Linked DNA regions of Homo sapiens: region 1 is linked to region 2. A link is an interaction called in ENCODE POLR2A ChIA-PET data of the cell type or tissue named here. Cell type or tissue: HCT116. All regions are shown on one strand.

Region 1 (4,000 bases), 130 kb before region 2:
GGCAGTGACAGCTGCCAGGGGAGGGCCAGAAAAGCAGACCATGCTGCAGCCATAGGGCAGAGCCCTGAGGTGTATGGGGAAATGATACCAGGTTTCTGCTGAGACAACTGGCCGGGAGAAAGCTGGGGACAGGAGATTTAAGTAACGGGTGCTGAGTGTGTCAGGCCAGAGGTTCGCATGGGTCGCAGGGAATGGAAGCCATGAGCAGGAGTGAGCCTGCGGCCAATAGGGCAGAGCGGGGCGAGGGGGCCAAGGTGCACCTGGAGGAGCTGCCACTTCCCAGCTGGGACTGGGCAGAGAAGTCCAGGCTACAAGCCGGGGCCCAGAAGCCAGGGAAGAAGGGGAAAAGTTGACACCAGGAAGGTCACAAGCGGCCCAGACCAAGAGCAGTAGGGGCGATCAAGGGTGTGAGGTGAGGATGGTGGGTGTGGACAGCTCTGCCAAAATGTTTGCTTCTGAAACGCTCGGGAAAGCAACAGGGGTGTCTTAGGTGGGCTCCCTAGCAGAAGAGACTGAGACGGGATGCAGCGCTCCCAGGATCGAGGAACAGGACAGGACACACAGCCATATGCCACACAGCCTGATCCCCAGGCGAGCTCGGGGACCCCACAGTGATGCCCAGGGTGGCCCACACGTCCCTCACCCCATGTCTCATGGTCCCAAATAAAGTCCAAGCTCCCAGCCCTCTGTCGAGCAGCAGGACGATTTCCACGTCTGCCCCTCTCCTGGCGCAGCGAGGCAGCAAGGATTAGCAGGAACAGCGAGGGACACCTGATCGACGCTCAGCTCCACCACAACTCCCCGGGGGCTCGGCCGGGAGGCAGGGGCACCCACAGCTGCCTCTGAGCCCGCCAGCTCAGCGCTGAGGGGCCAGGCAGGCAGATGGGCCCTGGCATGAGTGAGCACTCGTGCCGACGCCCTCCCCACTGGGGTGGATGGGCAGCCCTGCCTGCCACAGCTGGCACCTGGAGGGAGGGAACTGCACTTGGGTGGTGGGGCCCCAGGGAGCGGGCGGTGCCACCCTCTTCGCTGTGCCAGGCGCCACCCACAGGCTGCTCACCACAAAGCGGGCCCCAGGGGCTTTTCCCCTGCGCCACCCCCAGCCCCACACCAGCGTTCCAAGCCCTGCAGAACCTAGGTCTGGCCTGTGTCCCGGCAGCTGCGGCTCTGCTCGGCTCCAGGATCAGAAGGACATGTTATGCCCATGGGCTGGGCACCCCTGCAAGCCTGGCACTCTGCCAGTTATCCCCCCCCTCCTCTGCCTCTTGCCACAGCCTGGAGGGCAGGGTACATCACTAGCCCCACTCCCATGCACACAACAGCAGTTTACTGAGCACCTGGGAGAGCCATGGGGACCCACACGAGGGCCTACTGGCTCGGAGCTCACATCACCAGTGGGGAAGCTGAGGCCCTGAGCAGCCCCGAGTGACGTGTTCAAGGTCACACAGCTGGATTCAAACCCAGGTCAGGCTCCAAAGATCCCTTTTTTTTTTTTTTTTTTTTTTTTTTTTTTCCCCTGAGACAGAGTCTTGCTCTTTTACGCAGACTGGAGTACAATGGTGCCATCTCGGCTCACTGCAACCTCTCTCCGCCTCCCGGATTCAAGCAATTCTCCTCCTTCAGCCTCCCAAGTAGCTGGGATTGTCTGGCTAATTTTTGTATTTTTAGTAGAGATGGGGTTTCACCATGTTGGCCAGGATGGTCTCGATCTCTTGACCTCAGGTGATCCACCCCCCTCGTCCTCCCAAAGTGCTGGGATTACAGGCATGAGCCACCAGGTCCGGCCCAAAAGTCACTTTTTAAAGCCCCTCTCTGGGCTCAGTCTCCTTGTCTGTAAAATGGGCATGATGAAGCCTTACCCCCAAGGCTGTGAGGACAGGGAGGGGTTGTGGCCTCAGGGGCTGTGCACAGGCAGCAGGGATCTTGCCAGCCCACCTGGCAGGTTTCGGTGATTGCTTGGTGTCCATCAAACCACTCCCCACACCCGCCCACCCACCCTGCCCTCCGGCCATTGGATTCCCCGTGCTCCACGTGTCATGCTGGAGCATCCTGCACAGTTCACTCGGCTCCCTCTACCCAGCTCCACTCTCGGAATCTACGACATTCACACAGCACTTCCTGTGCCCCAACTACCCCCTGCAGTAAGTGTTACTATTCCCTGCTCTCCAGATACAGGAATGGAGGTTCTGCCAGAAGAGGTAACGTGCCTCCCTCTACACGGCTGCTAGGCAGCGAAAGAATGGGCCCCAACCACTGCACGGCACCGCTAGCACCACCGCGCCACCAGCCTACAGGCCCAAGGGCCCACGGCCACGTCACGACGATGTCCTCCAGCCCCGAGCAAGGACCTTCATCTGCACACAGCCTGGCTCCCATTGAGGCCTCCCCTGCCCCAGAAGCAGTGGTGCTGCCTAGGGCCAGGCCAGGCACGCAGAAGGGCTCACAGGAAGGCAAAGAAATTGGCCCCCCAGGAGATGTGTGCAGAACAGCGGCCTAGGCTGGCCTTCAGTGGGTGGCCTGGCCTACTGCCCCTGGCCACAATGGCTGGGCCCCTTGAGCCCAGAGGCGCCCTTACCTACTCGGAGCTCTTGCCCGAAGACGGTCTTCTCGCCGAGGGCAGAGCAGTTCCAGCGTCCGAAGCGGAACTGGTACTGGCACTCGTTGATGCCCATCTGCGCCCCCTCCCCAATCACAATGATGGCATCGGGCCGACTCTGGCAGATGGCACGCTGCCGCGGGGCTAGGCCAGGAATCTTGTTGCAGATGATGTTGGCTCCCAGGGCCACCACGGATGACAGTGCTCTGTGGAGGGGAGGAGACAGAGGCCGTGAGACGGCGGCGGCCAGCGCCCCTCCTCACCCCCAACACCTTTCCCCCACTCAGCCTCTCAGTCACAGGCCCTGCACTAGCTCCGCCCACCAGGGCACAAGCAGATCCCTGCCCTCAAGGGGCTGTTTCCCATCAACTCACATGCGTGACCCCAGGAGACCACACCAGTTCACCCCAACTCACACGCGTGACCCCAGCCACACACACCCAGGCCTCTGAGCCTCAGAATGGAGAATCACGCAACCGCAAGTCCCACAGCTCTCCAGGCCACTGAGTCAGATACACAGCCCTTCAGATCAGACAGCATCATGCTTGGGATGTGGCAGCCGCCAACTCGGGACTGTCTGCGCTGTCTCTAAGCGGCAGACCCCAACTCCCCGACCAATGGGGCTTTCCCCTCATTTATAAATTCCCCGATGGCCCCTCCATGGCACCTGGGCCAGGCAGGCTGCTGAAAAGGCCGGCAGCCAAGCCCATCCGGTACTGACTCCAGCTCCGACCTGTGTGTAACTTTGAGAAGGCACTCCCCGTCTGAGCCTCAGTTTCCACACCCATGAAATGGGGGTATAAAACACCCATCCCCCACCACCCAACCAAAGGCTCAGACGACCACAGGGAGAAAGCCCGCACCGGGAATGGTGGCTGTTGCTGTTTTCTCTCCTGTCAGGGTGACTGGGTGCACGCAGAGGAAGAAATTAGGCCTGCAGCAAATTGAGCACCTACTGTGTGCCGGGCTTGGCAGGGGCCTTATTGCAACACTGCAGCCTTGCAGTGGTCCACTGAGGGGAACTTTGTCATTAATCTCCTAGCAACTCTCAGGACCTGAAGCCCTAGACAAGAACCCGCAGGTCACGCTCACTCTACTTCAAGTGATATCAGCGGGATTGTCATTTGTTCATTTGTTTGTTTGTTTTGAGACAGAGTTTCGGAGTCTCACTCTGTCGCGCAGGCTGGAGTGCAGTGGTGTGATCTCAGCTCACTGCAACCTCCACATTCCGGGTTCAAGCCATCCTTTTGCCTTAGCCTCCCGAGTAGCTGTACTACAGTTGCCCACCACCACACCCGGCTAATTTTTGTATTTTTAGTAGAGACAGGATTTCACTGTGTTGGCCAGGCTGGTCTCGAACTCCTGACCTCAGGTCATCTGCCCGCCTCGGCCTCCCAAAATGCT
Region 2 (4,000 bases):
TTCGGTTGTTTTGGGCTTTGTTTTTGAGCACTTATTTCAACTTGGGGGTTCCGCCTGAAAGTGCTGGGCCTGTCTTGTCACCGCCCTGACCGCAGACTGTGTGTGGCGTGCGCGTGGGCACCGTTCACTACACAGACCCTTGGGGAAGCCCTGAGTGCCCTCATGGCCTGCCCGTGTCCTGGATCCCACCCCAGTTCCTCACCTGCAGAGCTGTTGGGGGAGACACCCAGGTCGTCCAGGGCCTGAAACGTGGCTGGCAGGGCCGGGAGTCCCTCAAAGACCTTTGAGTCCCCCCGCCTTGCCACCTCTGTCCAGGAGCTGGGCTCAGTGGCTGCCCGGGTGTCCCTGTTGGTCCCTGCCCCTCCAAAAGTGCTGATCCTTTTGATTCAGAGGTGGGCTTTGCAGAGCACAGCCCCATGTCCACCTCCACGCTGTGGCAGGCTGACAAAAGCGTCCTCGGATGCGGCCTGGTTCCCCACCCTTGAGGGGAGCCAGGGTCTTGATATATAGAAAATGGAAGAATCAGACCCGGAAAGTTCTAAACGGCACTGAGAGGAAAACTCCCATGGAAATCCATCTTTGTTTTCCCAGTTCGGAGGCGCGTGGGCCCTGCGTGCGCGGGCCTCGGTCTGAGCGGCCGGCCTCGGCAGACAGCACCAAATCTGTAAACGGAGCTAAGCTCACACGAGGACTCTCGGCGGCTGCTTTTGTTCGTAGATGAGCCAGCAGTCGATACTGGAGGGTCTGGGGCTGCAGAAACAGGCATATATAGCAGAGATAATTAAAACATTTCATGATTATGACAGCCACATTCTGCTGCTGCAAGCTGGAGGATTCATGCCACCCAAATATTTAGCAAGCATCAAATAAAACACTGGTGGCAAAATAAAAGTAATAGAAAAAAAAAACAGAGCGTAATACATTTCAAAGGCAAAAGAGTCAAGGGGATGGATAGGGAATGGATCGGGGGAAAAGTGGGGAGAGTTCAGCATTTTAAAAGAATTCACATGTTTAATAGCTGGCCACTCATATTTTTTTTTTGGTATAATTAATGTAGGCAAATAGACCCTTAATTCTAAGTCCTGGAATGAGAGATGGTAAAATTTCCTGATTATTAATTTATCATTTTTGTTTTTTGTACAGGGTAGGGGCAAGTAGCAGAAAAATCAATTAATTCACATAAAGGAACATTTTCATTCTAAATTAATATTGCCACTGCAATTAAATTTATCTAGTATTTTTAACATGTATGGATAACACACTTTCCTGTGTACACCTTGGATACCTGGGACCGTTATATGTGATCAACTATCATCTTAGTTTTTTAGCTTGGTTAACACTTGACCCCTCCCCCCACCTCAAAATCAGTAAAATGCTGTGGATTCTGCTTTTTAAAAAAATCAGGCCAAAATCTCAGCATTCTCCATGGCTCCCAGTGCTTCTCGGCAGTTTTTTTTTTTTTTTTTTTTTGAAGAAAGTACCACGCAAAGCACTTTTCACATCATCGCTTCTATATAAATTCCACTATAGACTGAAATTATACATTCTCGCAGCACAGATGGGCTGGTCTGTCATTACGGCTGCTGGGTACTTGTTGGAACACACAGCATATTTCAATTGTGGAGTCGACAATTTCGAAGAACTGGGGTCAAAATAAACAAGTTGCATTTGTGTATAGAAACAGACTTATTCAATGATCTTCTCATCCCCTGGAAAATTCGGCAGAGGAACGATCATCACCTTCATTAAACTTGAATTTAATTTTTGGTCTTCATCTTTTAAGACCCCACATGCCCTGTGTCAAAGGCCCATCAATGTTTTAATTAATTACCAATTTTTCTCTTATGCTGCAGCATTAGCAGTGGAACACAAGATTTAAATTCAAACTCGTGGGTGTGGTTTTTAATATCTTTTGACTTTAATTTTAACATCTTAATAATTTTAATATCTTACTAATCTCTATAGGGGAGGTGTGAAACCTCTGTTCTGTGTCGAGTTGCCTATTGTTTTGAGGCCTTTATGAAAAATCAGATGATTCATATTTAGGATGGTCTAAAGATACATTTAAATCCAAACACCACCCACAAAAAAACTCAGCAGGTAAAATACATAGAGTAGCCATAAACTTAAAAAAAAATTATCTCACCAAGATAACAAAGTGCAGAATTTATTGGTTTGTATCAGCCTCCTTGAGGGCAGAGCAGTTTTTACAGCCACAATAATTTGCAAATGATGATAACTGTTTATTTTGCAAATATGCTCATATTATGAGGCCATCAGTGGAGGCTTTTTTCTTTTCCCATACGTGTAAGTGTTTGCCTCTGTGTTTCTAAATTCTGGATTCAGGCTCTGCAGTTTCTCACCGGCTGAGACCACGTTCCCACGTTCCTGCCTCAGTGGCAGTGGCCGGGAGGAGGGAAGGGCGCGCCCCCTGTGTTGCCTCCTGCGAGCTCCAGCCGCCACATCCATTTGTTCGTAGAAGTGCTTTGTTGTGGCTTGTTTATTTTAAGGGATGTACCTGTTGGTGGAGATGTTAGCAAATCATAAGAAAAGTAAAAAGTTGATGAAATTTGCCAGAGCCGCTTGGGAGCCAGCTCTGCTGTCTGGTGGTTTTAACGACATCATCCCTTCCAGTTCTGGTCTTTTAGCCTATTGACTCCCGCCTCCTTAGCAAGAGGAATATGGCCCTGGTCTGGGCGCTCTGAAAGATGAGGCAAAGTGAAAAGGCCCCAGCCTCTGGGCCGCAGAGCCTCTAAGCAGCGGTGGGCATGGCGATGGTGGTAATAGTAGCAACAGCACTCTCTGCTGCTGTTCACAGGTGCCCGCTGTGTACCGGGGCTCCTGCTTTCAGAAAAGCACCGGCTCTGGGACCCAAGGTCTCGGTTCAGATGGGGTCGTCTTTGTTTCCAGGCCGTGTTGATCAAGGGCAAGTCATTTCACCTCTCCGGCCTCATTTCCTTATCTGTAAAATGGAGGCAGTAAGTGTCAACTTTCTGAACACATGGAAAGCTGGGTTCATGGTGAGCACCCCATAAATGCTATTGCTTCCTTGCCTTATTTCTAAGGCTCAGACTATGCCTGCAAGGGGGCATTTTCATTACCTCCATTCCACCAGGGGAAGCAGCGAACCTCTGAGAGGCTAAGTGGGTTCCCCAAGATTCAACCAGCTGATAAGTGTTGGGCCAGGGCTTGAACCCAGCCCTGCCATCCTTCAAAGCCCATGTGCTGCCATAGCATTCACCGACGCGTGTTGCGGCACGCGTGTGCGTGGTGCCCCGGGTGTGGACAGCATGTTGGTACGCAGAGGTGCAGAGGTGTGTGCGTGTAATGTTTGCACGTGTGCATAGGTGTCCTCTTATTTCTCCATTGCGTGAGGTTCCTGGTAGGTCGGCAGTTTCCAAAGAGGTGAGCTGGTGTTTGGAGGTGCATTGGTCGGAGTGGGCCACACAGTCCTCAGACCACACCTGGGGATGACTGTGCCATGGGCTCTCCACCACCCCAGGGATGCCCGTGGGAAGAAGGGTGGTTTTCCCCAGTCCAGGGCTAGCCAAAGCTGGCAGCGGGTGGACTGGGCATCCAGGCGTGGGCTTCTCGTAGGTGCTCAGCACTGCTGAGGGAGGCTCTGGCTGAGTGGCCTGCATGCTGGGCCTTGGCCAGACGCGCTGCTGCCTCCTTATGTGGACAGGCGGTTCTGGGCGCCGGCCATTTGCAGACTGGGAGGAGTGGAAGTGAGGCCTGCGGGCCCCGGAGAGGAAATGGCGGCGTGGGCAGGCCCAGAACAGGACCGGGAAGGCGGGCCGAGGGAGGGAGTGGCCCAGAAGGCCTCTGTCGGCCGGTCAGCGTGCTAGCGGCCTTTCTCCAAGAAGCGGCCAGCTGGCCAGGCCTTCCCGGGCAGGTCTGTTTGTCTGCCCACATGCACACACGTGCACCTGCGTGCCAGGGCACGGGGAGGTTTAGTGGCCTTATTTCCTAATAGGGAACATAGCAGGGCCTGGGGTTT

What was found. Peaks named below come from ENCODE experiments on the same cell type or tissue, not always from the same donor. Only the 100,000 strongest peaks of a DNase experiment are listed, where the experiment ranks them.
Region 1: POLR2A ChIA-PET joins it to region 2 with 5 read pairs; 2 of 35 experiments call an interaction of 5 or more read pairs at or near these places.

What each region holds. Positions count from the first base shown.
Region 1 is chr22:45,947,345-45,951,344 of GRCh38, forward strand. WNT7B (Wnt family member 7B) reads right to left here. Exons shown (of 4, transcript NM_058238.3): 2 at 2,576-2,802. Among named protein-coding and RNA genes, the nearest start is that of WNT7B, 28 kb to the right of the region's middle. In HCT116, no CTCF peak of the experiment used is centred here; no DNase peak of the experiment used is centred here.
Region 2 is chr22:46,081,353-46,085,352 of GRCh38, forward strand. The region is part of intron 1 of LOC124905135 (collagen alpha-1(III) chain-like); the gene reads left to right. Among named protein-coding and RNA genes, the nearest start is that of MIRLET7BHG, 2.6 kb to the right of the region's middle. RefSeq lists enhancers at 3,137-3,708, 3,709-4,000, 3,981-4,000. In HCT116, no CTCF peak of the experiment used is centred here; a DNase peak (open chromatin) is centred at 3,780; H3K4me3 peaks cover 3,184 bases; H3K27ac peaks cover 4,000 bases.